Linked DNA regions of Homo sapiens: region 2 is linked to region 1. Evidence: read pairs that join two places in POLR2A ChIA-PET (ENCODE). Cell type or tissue: PC-9. All regions are shown on one strand. Each heading gives the region's core, and the rest is flanking DNA. Links, peaks and the distances in the headings are about the cores only.

Region 1 (10,245 bases), core at 1,451-9,450:
CCCGGGTTCAAGTGATTCTCCTGCCTCAGCCTCTCAAGTAGGTGGGACTACAGGCACACTCCACCACGCCCAGCTGATTTTTGTATTTTTAGTAGAGATGGGGTTTCACCATGTTGGCCAGGATGGTCTCGATCTCCTGACCTCGTGATCCGCCTGCCTCGGCCTCCCAAAGTGCTGGGATTATTACAGGCGTAAGCCACCATGCCCGGCCCCGGCCTTTTTTTTAACCAGGCTCTTCCCATATCCCCGTCTCTGCTACACTCTCTAGCCTTTGATGTCCACTATTCTACTCCACTTCTGCACATTATAATGAAGAAAAAAGCAGGTGGTGGCTCACACTTGTAATCCCAGGACTTTGAGAGGCTGAGGTGGGAGGATCACTTAAACCAGGCAGTTTGAGACCAGCCTGGGCAGCAAAGCGAGACCTCATCTCTACTAAAAATTAAAAAAAAAAAAAAAAAAAAAAAAAGGCCAGGCTTGGTGGCTCACGCCTGTAATCCCAGCACTTTGGGAGGCCAAGGCGGGCAGATCACAAGGTCAGGAGATCGAGACCATCATGGCTAACACCGTGAAACCCCGTCTCTACTAAAAATACAAAAAATTAGCTGGGTGTGGTGGCGGGCGCCTGTAGTCCCAGCTACTCGAGAGGCTGAGGCAGGAGAATGGTGTGAACCCGGGAGGCAGAGCTTGCAGTGAGCCGAGACTGCCCTAGTGCACTCCAGCCTGGGCGACAGAGCGAGACTCCGTCTCAAAAAAAAAAAAAAAAAAAGGTACAGTGGTATGCACCTATAGTCCCAACTACTCAGGAGGCTGAGGCAAGAGGATCCCTTGAACCCAAGAATTAGATTGCAGTGAGCTATAACTGTGCCACTGCACTTCAACCTGGATGACAGAATGAGACCGTCTCAAAAAAAAAAAAACAACTTCAGGTTTTTCAAGGACAGCAAAGCAAAAAAGTCACCAAAAGACTTCAAAGAAGAAAAATACCCTAGAAAATAAATTTACTTTTCACCTTACAAGAAAAATTCAGTCAAGACAACAAGTCTGCTTAACAGAAAACAACATTCTAGAGTTTTAGAGGTGAACGGGATTTTAGGGGTTTCCTAGATCAGTATTTTCACTTTACGGATAAGAACAGTGAGATCCAGGTGGTAAAGAGATTTGCCAAGGGTTATCTAGCAAGTTAGTTGGCAGCACAGGGATTATCTTCTAATTTGCTGTAAGTTTAGGAACTAGGCAACTACGCTTATCTGCATGTCTAAAAATAAAAATAAACAGGCCATTTAAGAGGCTGGGCAGGGGCGTGGTGGTGCATGCCTGTAATCCCAGCTACTTGGGAGGCTGAGGCAATGAGAATCGCTTGAACCCAGGAGGCGGAGGTTGCAGTGAGCTAAGATCGCGCCACTGCACTCCAGCCTGGGCAAACAGGGTGAGACTTCATCTCAAAAAAAAAAAAAAAAAAAAGAGGCTGGGCAGGACTCTTCTTTAAGCAGAGAGCATGATTTGGAACCTGGACTTTGTTACAGGTTCTTGTTGTTACTGCATTTCCTGCTTCTTGGCTGGGTTCCTCATTAACTGATGAGGTTGCCCAACAGAAGGGCTCTAGATAGGTGATGTATTAGTAACACAGTTAATTATATGCTAAGAGAAGGTGACTATCTTTGGCTTTATTACAAAATTGCCCTCTACATCAATTTTGCTCTTATTTTCAAGTTTCCTTTATTTTTAAGAGAAATGTTCAACCAAATTACAGAACCATAGCCTTTCAGAGAAAGGAAGTGACAGCAAACTTACCTGTTTAAAAAAAAAAGGAAAATCATGACAAGGCAGGTCACAGCTCGCCCACTGGGATGACCACAGGGGTGCAGGTGTTAAAGCAGAGGCTGCTCAGATCAGTAAACGTGCATAGTTCATGCCAATGCCCCCCCAATACCTTGCTGTCCAAAAGAAGGTTGTCTGGTTTGATGTCTCTGTGGATGAATCCAAGTTGGTGAATAGAGTCTATGGCTAATACTGTTTCTGCTATATAAAACTGAGTCTCCTCTTCTGTCAGAGTGTCTTTTTTCATCAACAAGGTCATCATGTCCCCTGGAAACAAGAAGATACAAAGCCACCACACACACACACACACACACACACACACACACACACAACATACGAGTGAGTACCAATTTTCAGATATGTCTTCCCTATCTGCCAAAATAAGGCGGCTAAACAGACCTCTTCTGTGTGCCAGAGATAGACCCACATGGCCAACATGGGAAGAAATGGGATTTTCACACCTAAGCTAGCTAAGGTTGACCACTAAGCTGTGATTTCTATTTTACTTTTGAGAGAAAAAGAAAATTTCTCCCACACTTTAAAAAACAACTGTATTTGCTTAGGATAATTTTTTGGACTCGGGGTAAAATGCTACTTTACTTTTCACTTTGCCTGAACAAGTATCTGCAAGCTTTTCTGCATCTGTAACTAAATGGCACTTCCACATACAATCTATGTATTGTTATAGAGAGGCTGAAATGCCAAATAAAAATGTAAACACTCGGGCAGGCTGAAAACAAGCTTTCCAACTTCTATTCACAGAACACAAACAAATAAAAAGGAAGGACTTGGGTAGCAAAGCATTAGTCAACAAAAGCTAAAAATGAACTGAAAATGCTATACACTAGAATGTGCAATAACTGCCTCCTGGAAGAGTACAATGAACACCTCTCAAGGTCAGTGCTTTTTTTTCTCTAGTGCGTTATTATAGGTATTTAAATGGACACTAGTACCCTTTATGTAACTTTTAAAACACAGTATCAGTATTCTAGCAGTTAAAAGGTAACCTCGTTAGTTTTCTGCAAAGTCAAAATTTCATCATTTCTAATACCAGCAACATAAAATGGCAGAAAAAGATTCAGGTCCTAACTCAACAGTGAGAAATGCAAAGAAAATATGTATAAGGAGTTTAAAACTAAGAGAAACAGTAAAGATTCAGTTTAGACCTCACATAAAGTCACTTATGTTAGAAAACAAGGAAAAGAGAAAGAAACCTCTGATTTTAACAGAGCATCATGCTGCTTTTTCAGTTTCATTTCATTTAGAACATTATGTTTTGTATTATTGGAGAAAAGTAGCTATTTTTCCCTCAGGCAAAAATTAAACCATTTATTAAAGTGCTCTTTTTCAGTCCAATACTTAAAAAATATGATTTCCTAATCACTCCTGGCAGCCCTTCAATCTGGAGACCCACCAGACACATGGAGACAGTGCACTTGGGCTGCTACCCCAGTAAGGTAGCTATACGGCCTTAGTTCTGTGGCTCAGGAGAGCAGTCAATGGGGCCTCGCCTGTGCAAGTTTGCCCAGATGATTGGAGAGCTCAGGCCAGATGCTCTATGGCTCTGCAGGCCAGCTCCACCAAGTGCAAAGGGCAGGGTCCAGGAGACATGAGAAGCTACGGAAGATGGTACAGGTTGAGGCTTGAGGACACGTTAGGAGCTGGTAACCAAGTTGGCTCTTACTCTTATTTAAGAACTAGCATCTAAATGTTAAAAAAGTTTCTCCTCATTCTACCAGACTCTTTTCTAACATTAATCAACTGTTTATTTTTTATTAAATGTGTTTCTTTATTAAAAAGTATTGATGACCCTAAATCTAAGGGTTGTCACAAAATCAAAATATTATGCCACAATTATAGGAACAAAAAAGAAAAAAGTTCTCTCTCTTTTTTTTTCCCACCAGAGTTTGCTCAGAGTTCATCTGCTCACTGACAAACAGACTGCTTTCCTCAGAACAGATGGCATGTTCTGTTCTGGGTTTACTTTGGAGCTGTCTTAGGAGATGCTCATGCTGAGTTACATAAAACTTAAAATTTCAGAAATGAGAAATTTTTTCTGGCTACTAATATGGGTAACAAAAAATTCACTCCTTATTAATATGTTATACAAAAAGAAACAAAAATTTGGAGCAAAGGATGTTATAGCTTCAATGTTGTCACTTGGGTTATTGATCATATATGATTCCCATTGACAGGAGAGCAGGCAGAGCACCCTAATTTATTCCTATATATTTTAAAAAGAAGAAGAAAAGAAAGAAATGTCCATCTGAAATCATGTAAATGAATTAACAGGTTACTTTTATGGTACTAAGATTGTAGAAAGGCACCCCAGCACAAGACAGGTTACTGACTTCCTTTATAGACCTAAAAAAGGATATAGAAAGCAACTTTGTGAGCACATTTAAAAGTAGAAAGGAGGGTTAATCGTGATGTGAGAGAAAGAAACCACAGAACAAAAAGAAAAAATGACCTTTCATCGTCAAGTAATTACCTCCAGGCAGGAACTCCATGATTAGGTAGAGGTTTAGCTTATCCTGAAAACTATAGAACATTTTCACAACCCACAAACTGTCTGCCTCCACTAGAATGTCACGCTCCGCACGAATGTGGCCAACCTGGAGGTATATGCATTTGATTAATGACAAAGCTTGCTCTGCTTTATTAGATTGTATATTTGCTTAAACAATTTAAATACTGTGCTTAAATACTGTTTTGAGTATTTAATCGTGATGATATAAAAGATCCAATTTCTGCTTAGGCAAACCTACTAACTCAAAATTGACAACATTTGACTTCAAGGTATTCAGTGATGAAAACTTGAGTGATGAAAGGCTTTAAAAAATGGCAAAATGAATGGCTTTAATGCAAATAGCAACTTTAACACTGCTATAAACTGAATCTCTGATTAGTTAAAATTACTACTCTTTTGCATAGAGTTTTGTCTAATAATCTTTTATGATAAAAATAAGTCCCCAAAGTGAGACTCTCTTCCAAGTTCTTCCTCGGGTCTGCACTAGTATCTGCAACAACAGTGAGCTCACTGACAAATTCTAGAATGCTATGATACCACAGCATTTAGTTCACTGCTATGTGCTCAATCAATCCTTACTGAATTGAAATACAAGAACACCTATGAAAAGTTGTAGATTCAAATTAATGACATTTCCAATTTTATACTTTTACTGAAATACCTATAAAGGACCAAGTTGTAGAAAGTTTCAGAGAACCGGAATTATTTTGTTAAAGCAATGCTTTATTATCAAATTTACCTTATTTACTTTAAATGCAGAACAGTAATCAAACATCACTGCATATTATCAAATCCCCCCCACACACACTTTTTTTAAAACAAGATGGGGTCTCGCTCTGTCACTCCGGCTAGAGTGCAGTGGCGTGATCATAGCTCACTGAAGCCTCAAACTCCTGGTCTAAAGTGATCCTCCTGCCTCAGCCTCCTAAGTAGCTAGGATTATAGGTGTGTGCCACCATGCCTGGCCCCTCCCCTCTTTTTTAAGTGTCACAAGGTCTAAATTGGGTTGATTCAGATCTAAATTTATTAAGACTCAGTCCAATCCCTGAATAGTGGTTTTGGTCTTAACATATGCTACAGGTCTTGACTTTTTACAACATGTTCTGAAGTAAAACATGTACCAAGGTTCACAAATTGGCAAATTTAGTCCATGGCTGTTGGCAAATTTAGTCCATGGCTGTTGTTTGGTTTAATACAATGTTTGATATGATGCTTGTTTTATTGACATGTCTTTAGGGAGACAAGGCACTCTTCCATTACTCTTCCATTTCAACACCCTCTCCCCTGGTCTTATATCTAACTTGCTTCAGGCTTCTATGCTAACTCTTGGAGGCCCAGAGGCATTTGACTTTATGTATTTGAGTTTTCAGTATCTACTAAAATCATTCTTTGGGGAATTTTTTTAAAAGCTGCAACTGTACAGAAAACCTACATCTTTACATCTGTACTTATGGTATTGGGGTGGGAAAAAATGGACAATAAGGGTGAAAAGAAACAGTGCTATGAAACACAATGAAACCAAGTAAAGCATCTGCCTTTACTTGACCTTAATACAGAAGCAAAGCTTTTGGGAAACAGTAACATTGCTTGCTGCCCCACAGCCATGGCTAGGACCCAGTCACTACAAGACATTAATACAGTAGAAGGCAGCCTTCATCTGCCTGTCTCCCCTGGCTCCCATTAAGCTCCCTACCTACTGCAGGGAGCCAGAGAAAAGGAGAGGCACTACAATTACCACTTGTCACTCACCCTGGAGGACACAATGGTGCCCATAACATTTCCTGTTTGTCAAGGGGAAAGCTACCATGAGCACACCTTGCCTTTCTCTTGAGGCTGAAACAGTAGCAAGAAACCTCATGGTTTGAAAGTGGAGTTGGCTGAATATAGATTAAGGGAGGGAAGAGTCTGAGGTGCAATTTATACAAAAAGGTTCTCTTTCCCCTATTCCATAAATATTTAATAAGGTGGGGGGTGCTAGTTGCTATCCTGTGCCCTAAGAAAGCAGAAATAAAAGCCAGTTTTTTGTCCCATCAATAACTGTATACTGGCATCACAACTGAAGGTTTTCCTTTTGCACTGGAAGAGAAACATCAGAAGCTAGTTAGATGTCATGTCTTACCCTTTAAATTTTTCCAGGTAGCAAAAATTTCCACCACGTGGAGCAGAAAAATAACCTGAACTCTCAGTGGGTAGCTTTAATTCCTACCCAGTTTATTTAGTAAAAGCAAACAAAAAAACAATTTTGCCTCTGTACCTCTACTTTGTCAGCCCTACCCCAAAATGGTGATGAATTTGCACTGGTCTACTTCCATCTTTTATCTAGCACAAAACCAATGCATGCTTCTTCAAGATGGCTAAGCCAGGTAGAGTCTGTGGCCAGAGACTTTAACTGGCTCATAATGAGATCTGTTAAGTTGAGGAGTTGAGTTCTCAGCTAAGGTGAGCTAAACAATTTAAGTTAATGTACCATTTAATCCATAAGTTAATGCATCATTTAAAATGTTAATTCTAATAGTTTCTTTACTTTCATTTAGGAAAGTTTTAGAAAGTGATTTTGAAGGCACAATATTTGCGAAAAGGCTTTTTACACATTATGTCTGGATCATCCTCTGTTAGAAACCATGCGGGGCACCTGGTATACATAAAATTACTAACTGAAAATCATATGTACTTTGTTTTGCAGTATTACTCTGACAGTTAATATTTAATAAAAAGAGGTCTTAAGCCTTGGTTAAAACTGTAGGAAACATACCTTGCAAAAACAAAACTTACTCATGAGATGCAAACATACTAATTAATGCAGAAGCTTTATATTTTCCTTCTCAAGATTAACTGAAACTTTTTCAGTGCCTACACACCCATACCACACACTAATTTGTAGATAGTATGTAAGTAGGCCGGCCTACTATGAATTTTGAAAAAGGTTGGCGTTAGCATAAACTATAGTGTCTCAAGACTTACCGCCCAGGTATTTGATACTCCCAACTGAAATTCCTGGGAGTCTAAAGCTTCTCGGTAACACATGAAAATTTGAGAGAAAATAAAAATTCCAAATTTTGGGGTGGCATTTAAATGAAGACAGGGAAGACCAGTGATTATATCTCCTCTCAAGAGGTAGAAAGGATTGGATGTGGGGCCAATCTCCATCCCCCCTCTTTGGCCCTAAATTAGGAGTTCTCCTTGTCACAGGGTCTCCATGTTCCTATAACATCAAATCTTTTACAGGACATTTGCGGTCATCACCCACTGCAATCTTTTCTTAAGCAACCAGCTACATTAAACTAGATTTATAGAAAGTCTATTCTTGCTTTTTAAAATATACTTTCCAATATTTAAAACCTTATTTATTTTGCATAAGGCACTTTATAAATTGATTTGCAAACCAGGTTTTGGTTTTAGAAAGTATCCTTTATCATTAAAGGAGAATTTGCATTGTTCTGTCATTTGCATTGTATTTTTCAAATTCATTCAGAAATTAGAAGGCTGGTCTTTTTCAGGTACCGATGAGCTACCTAGAAGACTCAACTTTGGTTTAGGTAAACAGAATGAAGCATATAAAGACACATTTTAGATTATAAATTCCAAATTCTAATTCCTAGTCCTTAGTTATGAGATATATATACAATTTCTATTTCTCAGCATTTGGTAAGAAACACACTACCACACCACGTACGACCTCAAAAAAAAAAGGCTCTCACAATAAGGACATCTTGTGATCAATTGGAAGACACAAGTAAGAGCTGCTTTTGGAACAGATTTTCAATTTTTAAAAGATTGCATATAACCTACAGGCATTATTTGTGATTTTAAATATGAACTGCTTCTTTGTAGGGGGAAAAAGGTAGTATTATATATATAGTCATACATGACAGAGCTAAAGAAAACTGTAATAAAAATATATATTTCAATTAAACAAAAAGAAAAGTTTTAGGAGACAAAAATTAATAAGCTAAAAGCACTGCTACAACTGTGCTTTACCTGCTCTTTTTCAAGCATATCTGCTTTACGGAGTATTTTCATTGCATACACATGTCCCGTATCTTTCTTCTGAACAAGCCGTACCTAAAAAGTTATAAAAGAAATGCCAAGTCAAAAACTCGTACTACCAACCTAATGCTTTCATGTGTTATAGGATGCAATAATTAACTGAAAAAGTATTACAATTTTAACATGAGCAACTAGTAATAACAAAGCAGAAGAAAATGCTTTTCAGTGTTCCAAAATGAATACATTACACACAGTAAAGTCGATGCTGGAAACATCCTCAAATACCTCTACATCTGAACAGCTTTGGTTCCTTAGTTGAACAAGCCAATCTAATTTAAAACCTTCAATTTCAAATTTAAGGACTCGTTACACCTCTGACACATGTCATCCAGTCAGCTCAGAAAATCTAAGTAAATGATTACAATGATGTTTAATTAAAACAAAAGTAGCTGTGCATGGTGGTGTATACCTGTAGTCCCAGCTATTTGGGAGGTTGAGGTAGGAGGATCGCTTGAGCTCAGGAGTTATGAGCTATGGTGCATTATGCTGATCAGGTGTCTGAACTAAGTTCAGCATAATATGGTGACCTCCCAGGAGCAGGGTGGCAGAGGGGGGGCCCACCAGGTTGCCTAAGGAAGGGCAAACAGGCCCAGTTCAGAAATGGAGCAGGTCAAAACTCCCATGCCAATCAGTAGTGAGATCGTGCCTGTAAACAGCCACTGCACTCCAGCCTGGGCAACACAGTGAAACCTTGTCACTTAATCATAATAATAATAACAAAGTAAAACTTCATGCTTAGGAAAAACGTCTGGAAAGAAAAACAAAAAATTCAGGCCAGGCGCGGTAGCTCACACCTATAATCTCAGCACTTTGGAAGGCCGAAGCAGGTGGATCACCTGAGGTCCAGGAGTTCGAGACCAGCCTGGCCAACCTGGTGAAACCCCGTCTACTAAAAATACGAAAATTAGCTGGGTGTGGTGGCAGGTGCCTGTAATCCCAGTTATTCGGGAGGCTAAGGCAGTAGAATCACTTGAACCCGAGAGGCGGAGGTTGCAGTGAGCCAAGATCAAGCCATTGCACTCCAGCCTGGGCAACAGAGCAAGACTCTGTCTCAAAAAAAAAAAAAAAAAAAAAAAGAAGAAGAAGAAAATTCAAAATGTGTAATTAGGGAAATTGTGTTTTATGTAGTTTTCCTTCTCTTTTATGTTTTCCAATGTTCTTAAAGAAAACAGATAATTTTATGAAGAAAATTTACAACCAAAAGAAAAATTTCACTGCAAGTTCCTGCATGTCCTCCCCTCTTCTCCCAAAATAAGTAGGTTTTCTTCTCCCTGAACCTTTCTTCATGTTTTTCCTAATTGAGTACCACAACCCTTCCTTGCCAAACAGAAAGCTCTTTCAGAGGTGGTACTATACTTTTCCCTCTTTCAAGAAGCCAATAGGAATTCTGAACACTGAGGGATCAATCTATCACCTGTGCCTCTGAATACTATTCACATTTCCCCGGGGTACCAGGTTTTTTGTTTTTTTTTTTTTTTGAGATGGAGTCTTGCTCTGTCACCCAGGCTGGAGTGCAATGGTGCAATCTCGGCTCACTGCAACCTCTGCCTCCTGGGTTCAAGCAATTCTCCTGCCTCAGCCTCCTGAGTAGCTGGGATTACAGGCACGTGCCACCACACCCGGCTAATTTTTCTATTTTTAGTAGAGACAAGGTTTCACCATGTTGTCAGGCTGGTCTCGAACTCCTGACCTTGTGATCCGCCCGCCTTGGCCTCCCAAAGTGCTGAGATTACAGGAGTGAGCCACCGTGCCTGGCCCCGGGGTACCAGGTTTTAATAATATACTGCTCCTTTTATACTTGCAATTATTGCGTCAGTAGGTCATCCAGTTTGGGCATTTTTCATTAA
Region 2 (10,245 bases), core at 1,449-9,448, 130 kb after region 1:
ATAGTATCTCCCCTGCCAGGTAAGTATAGGATGGCCTTTTAAAACTCAGCCCACCTGCTTCAACCACAGCAAGGCGACATGTGAGGGGCAAAGTGTGAACCCAAATGCTGCGACATTCTTTCTCAGCTGGCAGACCACTGGCCATTACCAGCTGCTCCCAACACTAGCCTCCTCTTTTTTTTTTTGAGACAGAGTTTCGCTCTGTCACCCAGGGTGGAGTGCAGTGGCGTACTCTTGGCTCACTGCAACCTCCGCCTCCTGGGTTCCAGCAATTCTCCTGCCTCAGCCTCCCAAGTAGCTGGGACTATAGTCGTGCACCACCGTGCCTGACTAATTTTTGTATTTTTAGACCAAGCTGGTCTCGAACTCCTGACCTCAGATGATCCACCCGCCTTGGCCTCCCAAAGTGCTAGGATTACAGGCATGAACCACCAGGCCCGGCCCTCCTCATTTTTTTTTTTTCTTTTTTTATTTGAAACGGAGTTTCGCTCTTGTTGCCCAGGCTGGAGTGGAGTGGTGCGATCTCAGCCCACTGCAACCTCCGCCTCCCGGGTTCAAGTGATTTTTGTGCCTCAGCCTCCCTAGTAGCTGGGACTACAGGCATGCACCACCATGCCCAACTAATTTTTTTTTTTTTTTTTGTATTTTTAGTACAGATGGAGTTTCACCATGTTGGCCAGGTTGGTCTCGAACTCCTGGTCTCAGGTGATCCGCCCACGTCAGCCTCCCAAAGTGTGGAATTACAGGCATGAGCCACTGCGTCCAGTTTCCTTTTTTTTCTGTTTGTTTGTTTCTTTTTTTCTTTTTTTTTTTTTTTGAGATGGAGTCTCGCTTTGTCGCCAGGATGGAGCGCAGTGGCGTGATCTTGGCCCACTGCAACTTTTGCCTCCTGGGTTCAAGCAATTATCCTGCCTCAGCCTCCCGAATAGGTGGGACTACAGGCGCCCACCACCACGCACAGCTAATTTTTGTATTTTTAGTAGAAACGGGGTTTCACCATGTTGGCCAGGATTGTCTCGATCTCTTGACCTGGTGATCCACCCGCCTTGGCCTCCCAAAGTGCTGGGATTACAGGCCTGAGCCACTCACTGCGCCTGGCCTTTTTGTTTTCTTTATTTTCCAAAACCGTTATCTTAGACTCCTCATCTTTAAAATAGGAGTAAGGCTGGGTGTGGTGGTTCACACTAGTAATCCTAGCACTTTGGGAGGCCGAGGCAGGCAGACCGCCTGAGGTCAGGAGTTCAAGACAAGCCTGGCTAACATGGTGAAAACCTGTCTCTACTAAAAATACAAAAATTACCTGGGTGTGGTGGTGGGCACCTGTAATCCCAGCTACTCGGGAGGCTGAGGCAAGAGAATTGCTTGAACCTGGGAGGCAGATGTTGCAGCGAGCCGAGACCGCACCATTGCACTCCAGCCTGGGCAACAGAGCGGAACTCTGTCTCAAGAAACCCCCCCCACCCCCAAAAAAGGAATAAGGCCTGCAGCACCCAGGCTAGGGTGAAAACACATGAGCTAATGTACTGCACACATAGTAGGACACTAAACTGTGTCCCCCAAATTCATATGTTGAAGTCTTAACTCCCAGTACGTTTGAATGTGACTATTTGGAGATAGTACCTTTAAAGAGGTAATTAAGTAAAATGAGGCCATTAGGGTGGGTCCTAATCCAATATGGCTGGTGTCTTTATAAGAAAAGGAAGTGTGGACATGGAAGGAGACCCCAGGGGTGCACGTGCACAGAGGGATGACCGTGTGAGGAGGCAGTAGGAGGACAGCCGTCTGCAAGCAGGGACAGAAGCCTCAGGAGAAACCAACCTTGCTGGCACCTCGGTCTTAGATGCCCAGATTCCAGAACTGTTAGAAAATAAATTTCTATTGTTGAAACCACCCAGCCTGTGGTATTTTGCAATGACAGTCCTGGCAAAATAATACAGTCCTTCAGAGGCACCTATTCTTTCTGCCTTTAATTTGCTTTGGCTTTGTTTTATGTGTGGCCTTGTTTCATTTGCTTGTAAATGACTTGAGGGCGACATCCAGGAAGGAGTATCTTTTCCTGTGTCCCCACAGGGTGCAGTTCAATGCCAGGCACAAAGTGCACAGAATCAGACCTTTGTCCTCACTGCCAGCTTTGTCGACCTGCTGACAAGGGTCAGGGGGACCCAAGCTGCTATCCACCCAGGGTGCTTTTCAAAATTCAAGTCATGGAAATAATTTAGGGAGCCACTTGAGTACTTTTTGGAAATAATGAGACAGAAGAGCAGATAATAGAAAATGCCAGCGTGTTTCTCAGGCAGTAAAAGTGTTACTTCATGCAACTTTGTTTGATTTTACATATTTATAAATAAACAGAATAATTACAAATTATCCTAAGAGCTATGATTATGTTTGTGTGTCCGATTACTGCATTGTGGTGTTAAATACATTTCTTAAAAAAAAAAATAGAGACAGGGTCTCGCTATGTTGCCCAGGCTGGTCTTGAACTCCTGGGCTCCGGTGATCCTCCTGCCTCAGCCTCCCAAAGTGCTGGGATTACAGGGGAGAGCCACTGCACCTGGCCTAAATGCATTTCTTACTGTGAGTTTCAGCCCAAAAATTTTGAAAACACTGACCTACCAGTGTTTTCCAATTTCCTTCAGAGTGAGTTTGTGGTTAAAAAGCTAGTCAGGGCTGGGCACGGTGGCTTATGCCTGTAATCTCAGGACTTTGGGAGGCCGAGGCGGGCAGATCACCAGGTCAGGAGATTGTGACCATCCTGGCTAACATGGTGAAACCCCATCTCTACTAAAAATACAAAAATTAGCTGGGCATGGTGGTGCATACCTGTAATCCTAGCTACTCAGGAGGCTGAGGTAGGAAAATCGCTTGAACCAGAGAGTCAGAGGTTGCAGTGAGCCGAGATTGCGCCACTGCACTCCAGCCTGGCGACAGAGCGAGATTCCGTCTCAAAAAATAAAATAAAATTTAAAGATAAAGCTAGTCAGCTCTTGGGGAGGCTTGGAGTCTATGGGGGTGAGGGCTGGGCCTCCAGGGCAAGGACTTGAAATGGATCTAAGTCACTCTGTCCAGGCAAAGAGCCATGGAGCCCTGTCCTTGGGTTCTTTCCTCTCTGTGTCCTGGGGCAAGTGACATGACTTGCCTGTGCAAGTGCTTCAATGTCCCTGTGCCTCAATGTCCCTCATTGTGCCCCAATGTCCCTACCTGTAGAAGGGATTTAAAAAATCTGTCATGGAGTGCTGTGAGGATTACCAGGAGCTGAAGAACCTGAAGGCCCTTGCTGATGTCAGAGGTGGTTTGTTATTTCACCATTTCATGCAAGTCTGTCTGCTCTAGGAGGGGAATTGTTTTCTTGCTCTTCCACCTCAGGAGAAAGGAACACACATGTCCCTCACCCCTTGGAATCCCTGGCTGGGGCTAGGCCAGGGGGTCAAGAGTACCCAGAAAAGTATTTCAAAAGCTCAATTCCAAGGTGAGACTCTCCTAAGGGTTTAATGCAGGTAAAATCAAGTTCTGGAAAACTTTCAAAGCAGCTTCCAAAGGGGAGTCAAAGTCCTAAGAGATCAGGAGGAGGAGTCATCCACCAGCCTCTGTCCAGGGAACAGGAGATCCTGGCTGGCTGCCACCCCTTCCTACTCTGTTCCCAGGAACACTGCCCATGAGCCCTGAGTCACTACTAGAAGCCACCCTGGGCCCACGGGGAGCACAGAGCTGGGTCCACGGGGAGCACAGAGCTGGGTCCACGGGGAGCACAGAGCTGGGACAGCTCTCCCTCAAGGTGGTCCTTGGGCTTGGTTGCCCAGCAACCCCAGCCTCGGCAGCCTGCTTCTCTCCACACCGTCCCTCCCTTCTCAGGGCTGACAACACTTGGAAACCCATGCTGGCAAACCTGCTTCCAAGCAGGGAACTTGGACATAAGTAGAATATCAGGAATTCCTGGAGGACTTACAATCCAGAAACTGGGACAGGTGTAGGTAGATGATTCCTACCCACGACCCCAGCTCTGAACCTGCCTCCAGCTCTGGCACAGTTCTCTTCTCTCTGGTTTCCCAGAGCCACGTCTAGGTCACCATCCCCTCCCCCACCCCCTCGTTCAGAGCAGAGAGCACTGGGTACACAGCCAGGAGCCCTGTTTCCAGATCTTGCTCAGCCTTTTACCCTCTGTGTGACCTCAGGCAGCCCACTTCACCTCTCTGGGACTCAGTTTCTTCATCTGTAAAACAGGGGTGGATTTGATTGGTTCTTGATTTTTTTTGTAAGCATTATATATTTTACTGTTCTTTCTAAAATTCTAGGGCATGAACCAGAGGAGCTGAAACTACGCTGGTTTCCTTCTCCAAATAGAGAAATGGGTACCTGCATTCCTGGGGATGCAGCTGGAGTTTCCAAACTGTCAGATCAATTTCCGGGGCTTGGAATCTCATTGGTGGGGCAGGGGATGGGCATCCTTTCCATAGCCTGCACTAGGAGGGTGCGGACTCTGGACTGCAAAGGGTGTGCTCTAGTTTGCAGCGGGCAGGGAGAATGGTTGTTCCCCACACAGCAGCTGCATTCCACCCCAGAGTGGGGAAATGGGGAACTTCTCTTGGGCAGCTCTCACTAGTATCCTCCCTTCTTCACCTCTGTCTCAACTCAGAGGTCGTCTGGCTTATTTGGTGGAGATGCCCATTGTCCAGGGTTAATCAGAGGACCTCCCAAACTCCACTCACTCAGATCTGCCTCTAGATCATTCCTGACCTTCACACCTCCTCACCAATCAAACTGATTTTTAATTAATTAATTTCTGATTTTTTTTTGAGATGGAGTCTCGCTCTGTCATCCAGGCTGGAGTGCAATGGCATGATTTCGGCTTACTGCAACCTCTGCCTCCCGGGTTGAAGCAATTCTCCCACCTCAGTCTGCCGACTAGCTGGGATTATAGGCATCTGCCATCATGCCCAGCTAATTTTTGTGTTTTCTAGAGACGGGGTTTCACCACGTTGGTCAGGCTGGTCTTGAAATCCTGATCTGCCTACCTTGGCCTCCTAAAGTGCTGGGATTACAGGAGTGAGCCACCGCGCCCAGTCCCAAACTGATCCTTGTGAGTCAGGAAGCCAGAAGACATTTAGCTCCTCTGACTCAGAATTTCGTATGTTGAAATTGATTCTCAAGAAAAGTCACTCATGCCTGTAATCCCAACACTGTGGGAGGCCAAGTTGGGAGGATCACTTGAGCCCAGGAGTTTGAGATCAGCCTGGCCAACATGATGAGATCCCATCTCTACAAAAAATACAAAAATTAGCTAGGCATGGTGGTATGTGCCTGTAGTCGCAGCTGCTGAGGAAGCTGAGATGGGAGGATTGCTTGAGCCCAGGAGGTCAGGGCTGCAGTGAGCTGTGATTGCATCACTGCACTCCAGCCTGGGCGACAGAGCGAGACTCTTGGGGGATGCTCCAATCTGCTGACTTTCCCTCTTTCCTCCACACCAGACGTTCAATGATTCAATCTTTCACCCGTTCAGTGTGTACTGGGCATCTGATCCATGCCCTGCTTTGCTGGGTGCTGGGATAAGGAGGTCATTTCTTCCGCAGGTATTTAGGGCCTGATGGACAGCAGCAGGAACTCTTCTTACACATCCCTTCCTTCTCGCCTCCCCTACCCCCAGCATCCAGACTCACTTCCAAGGACAGCACCTGTGTCTTGTGCATCTTTGTTTCTCAGCACCCAGCAAGTGTTTGTCACCTAAGAGGCCTTTGACATATTGCAGATTACATTTGAGTGGACAAATAGAGGAAGTGGTTTATGCCTGAAGCTAAGTCCTAACTTTGTTATTTATGGACAACAAAAGATGGAGAAAATACTTAAGGCTAGATGCTGGGTTAAAAAGTATGTACTGCTCTCCGACAGAGGACAATTTGGCCATGTCTATCAAAATTATAAATGCGTGCACTTTCTGACCCAGCAATTCCACTTTTAGGAATTTATTTGACAGATGGATGCTCACACATGTGAACTGATACACACGCAATGGTAGTCACTGTAGTATTGTTTGCATCAGATTGGAAATAATGTAGCCTGAGCAACATAAACCCTGTCTCCACAAAAAAATTTTTAAAATTAGCTGGGTGTAGTGGTGTATGCCTGTAGTCCTAGCTACTCAGGAGGCTGAGGTGAGAGGATTGTTTGAACCCAAGAGTTGGAGGCTGCAGTGAGTGATGATTGTGCCACCACACTTGAGCCTGGGTACAGAGTGAGACCCTGTTTCTTAAAAAAAAAAAAAATTGGAAATACCTTAAATGTTCATCTATGGGGCCTACTTTAATAAATCATGGTATACCTATCTATATAGAGCAGACTCCAATACTATTGTAAAAAAAAATAAGAAAGCTGTCTTGAGCATAAATAGGAAGACATTCAAGATACACTTTTAAGTTTAAGAGTTTAAAAGGAAGGTAAAGCCAGGCACAATGGCCTGCACCTGTAGTCCCAGCTACCTGGAAGACTGAGATGGGAAGCTTGCTTGAGACCAGGAGTTTGAAACTATCCTGGGCAACATAGGGAGACCCCAGCTCAAACAAATTTTAAAAAGGAGAAGGTGAGGACAGTGTATATAGCTCATTATTCTTTGTGTAAAAAATGGGGAGATGGGCTGGGTGCGCTGGCTCACACCTGTAATCCCAGCACTTTGGGAGGCTGAGGTGGGTGGATCACAAAGTTAGGATTTTGAGACCAGCCTGGCCAGCATGGTGAAACCCTGTCTCTACTAAAAATAAAAAAATTAGCCGGGCATTGTGGCACGCACCTGTAGTCCCAGCTACTCAGGAGGCTGAGGCAAGAGAATCGCTTGAACCCGGGAGGCGGAAGTTGCAGTCAGCCGAGATCGTGCCACTGCACTCCAGCCTGGGCTACAGAGCAAGACTCTGTCCCAAAAAAAAAAAAAAAAAGGTGGGGAGATGAGGAAGGAATACACTTAAATATACCTGCATTTGTTTAGATAAAGCATAAAAAAACTTTCATGGAGGACATACAAGAAACAGGCAACAGTGGGCAATTTAGGGATGAAAAATAGGCTAGTGGGAGAATGGGGTGGAAAGAAATCTTTCCACTGAATCGCATTTGAATCTTTTGAATATTGTGTTATGTAAATGTGTTATCTATTACAAATAAAAAATTATAAAGACTCTGAGGCAATATGGAAAAATGCTTATAAGTTGGAAATGGATTAAAAAATGATGTACTATATATTCAGTAGGATTACAACCATATATAATAAATGCATGTTAAGATTTCTGTTGGTAGAAGAAACATTCTAGGGAAACTTTCTTTCTTTCTTGTAATTTTTTCCATAGATTTCAATAATATACATATGTTGTTTTCATTATTAGAAAAAACTAGTGACATAGGAAACACTAAGAGAATTGTCCATTCTGCATAATCTCAATTATTATTATTTTTTTTTGAGATGGAGTCTCGCTTTGTTGCCCAGGCTGGAGTACAGTGGCTCAATCTCAGCTCACTGCAACCTTCGCCTCCCGGGTTCAAGCAATTCTCCTGCCTCAGCCTCCCGAGTAGCTGGGATTACAGGCACAAGCCACCATGTTGGGCTAATTTTTTGTATTTTTTTGTAGAGATGGGGTTTCACCGTGCTGGCCAGGCTGGTCTCAAACTCCTGATCTCGTGATCCACCCACCTCAGCCTCCCAAAGTGCTGGGATTACAGGCGTGAGCCACCGTGCCCCGCCTGCATTATCTCAATTATTAAACAAGGTATTGAAAAAGACTGGAAGGAAATGTGCAAGATGTTCCCAGTGACTGACTCTGGGTATCAGATAATAGGTGATTTTCAGAATATGGCAGTGATTTCGTGCTACTTTCATCATGGACGGACAGAAGGACTCAAGAGAGGGAAAAAGGAAGGGAGGGAGAAAGAAAGGGAGCGAATTAGTAAAGGGAATTCTTGAAAACAACAGTTGTGTTAGGGTAGTAAGATTATGGTTATTTTTGTTGCTTTGTTCAGTTTTCCAAACTTTTCATTAGGTGGTTTTGTTGTTATTTTAGCAGGAACAAAACCCTTACTGTTGCAGAGCAGGATTCCACTCCCCAAAGTCCTGCTGATTTGTGTTAAAGAGTTACAGCTCCTAATTGCTTGTTATTCACTCCAAGTAAGGAGGCTCAGGAGTTACTTGGGTGATAGGAAATTGCTACCAGTAACATGTTGCTGGGGGAAAGAATGCAAAATATCAGAGCACCCTTAAACCTTTAAAATGTCTTAGCAAATACTTTATGGAGCCCCAGTTGCCAGGCTTGGTGCTGGGGGAGTACAAAGATAGGAGGCCCCAGTTGCTGCCCAACTTGAGCGCCAGCCTTCTATGGCATCCTAGGGCAAGGGGCATCCTCAAGGAGGTCTGAGCAGAGGCTGCAAGACCAAGCCCTGTAGGAAGTGGCCAACTTTACCAATGGACAAAATTAGGCCTGTCCAAGGGTCAAAGCCTCATTGGTCCCCACCTGCCTTGCCACTGTGAGCACATGTCCACCCAGAATCTTCTTGGTGAGAAAACACCACTAATGATTACAAAGCAAACTGCCCAGTGGTTTTGCTCATTCAAACTCAAGAGACCTGGATTCTGGGTCTGGATCTGCCATTAACCAGCTGTGAGATGTTGGAAAAATCATTTCACCTTGTAAGCCTCAGTCTCCTCAATCTGTAAAATGCAGAGAATCATAATAATAATGAATCATATCTGCTCTTTCCACCTCACAGAGTTTTTGTGACGATGAGGTGATGCAGTGTACGTAGAAGCACCCTTTTGTTTTTTTTTTTTTGAGACAGTCTCACTCTGTTGCCCAGGCTGGAGTGCAGTGGTGCGATCTCGGCTCACTGCGACCTCTGCCTCCCGGGTTCAAGCAACTCTTCTGCCTCAGCCTCCCAAGTAGCTGGGATTACAGGTGTTTGCCACACACCCAACTAATTTTTTTTTTTTTTTGTATTTTTAGTAGAGATGGGTTTCACCATATTGGCCAGGCTGGCATCAAACTCCTGACCTCAAGTGATCTGCCTGCCTCAGCCTCCCAAAGTGCTAGGATTACAGGCATGAGCCACCACACCTGGCCATGAAGCACTTTAAAAGTGTAAAGGGGCCGAGGCGGGCGGATCAACTGAGGTCGGGGGTTCGAGACCATACTGGCCAACATGGTGAAACCCCGGCTCTACCAAAAATACAAAAATTAGCTGGGTGTGGTGGCGGGTGCTTGTAGTCCCAGCTACTTGGGAGACTGAGGCAGGAGAATTGCTTGAACCTGCGAGGCAGAGATTGCAGTAAGCCGAGATCATGACACTGCACTCCAGCCTGGGCAATAAAAGCAAAACTCCACCTCAACAACAACAACAAAAAAGTGTAAAGGATGTCAAATGATGAATGGATAAATAAAATGTGGTATATCCGTACAACAGAATATTATAAAAAGCCATAAAAAGGAATGCAGTCCTGATATATGCTACAACATGGATGGACCTTGAAAACGTTACACTAAGAGAAAGAAGCCGGACACAAAAGACCACATACGTATGCTTCCATTTATATGAAATACTCAGAATAGACAAATCCATAGAGGCAGAAAGCAGATTTGTGGTTGCCAGGGGCTGGGAGGAGGGAGGAATGGAGAGTGACTGCTTAATGGGTACAGGATTTCCTTTTGAAGCAATGAAAATATTCAGAAACTAGACAGTGGAGATGATTGCAAGCCACTGTGAATATACTAAATGCCACTGGATTGTACACTTTTTTGTTGTGTTTGTTTTCTCTGTATGAATTGTACACTTTAAAATGGTTAAAATGGTAAGTCTTATGTGTCTTTTACCACAGTTTTTAAAAACTGAAAAAAGTATAAACGATGGCTCAAATCTGAGTTTATTATGATTATTATTTCCACAATTAATAATCAAAAGAATAAGTGTCCAGAATTTCAGAGTTCTTCCTCCATTTTAGGGCAGAGAAAGAAGTGACTAGAAAAACAAAACAAAAGGCAATCCCACCCTGAAAGTGTGCAGAGCTCCAGAGACACGCACTGTTCAGGCTTAGCCCAGGAGAAGTGTGGTCAGAGGGGAAACCCAGAGTGGCGAGGCCAGGGAAGCACACTGACCTGGGAATTTCAAATTCCATCTGCGTGGGCTCACCCTTTAATTTGGTGGCTGTGTGATCCCTTGGGGGAGATTTAATCCCCAGCTTCCTGCGCCCACACTGTTTCCCAGCCAGATTGGAAGACCGTGCTT

Evidence for each region. Peaks named below come from ENCODE experiments on the same cell type or tissue, not always from the same donor. Only the 100,000 strongest peaks of a DNase experiment are listed, where the experiment ranks them.
Region 2: POLR2A ChIA-PET joins it to region 1 with 15 read pairs; 2 of 35 experiments call an interaction of 5 or more read pairs at or near these places.

What each region holds. Positions count from the first base shown.
Region 1 is chr6:36,513,405-36,523,649 of GRCh38, forward strand. It overlaps STK38 (serine/threonine kinase 38), which reads right to left. Exons shown (of 14, transcript NM_007271.4): 5 at 8,330-8,413; 6 at 4,313-4,436; 7 at 1,934-2,088. It also overlaps the pseudogene RN7SL748P. Among named protein-coding and RNA genes, the nearest start is that of STK38, 29 kb to the right of the region's middle. In PC-9, for the core only: no CTCF peak of the experiment used is centred there; no DNase peak of the experiment used is centred there.
Region 2 is chr6:36,639,646-36,649,890 of GRCh38, forward strand. LOC105375038 (a long non-coding RNA gene) reads left to right here. Exons shown (of 2, transcript XR_926759.3): 1 at 1-19; 2 at 1,695-2,367. It also overlaps the pseudogene RNU1-88P. Among named protein-coding and RNA genes, the nearest start is that of MIR3925, 22 kb to the left of the region's middle. In PC-9, for the core only: no CTCF peak of the experiment used is centred there; DNase peaks (open chromatin) are centred at 3,576 and 5,106; H3K27ac peaks cover 943 bases.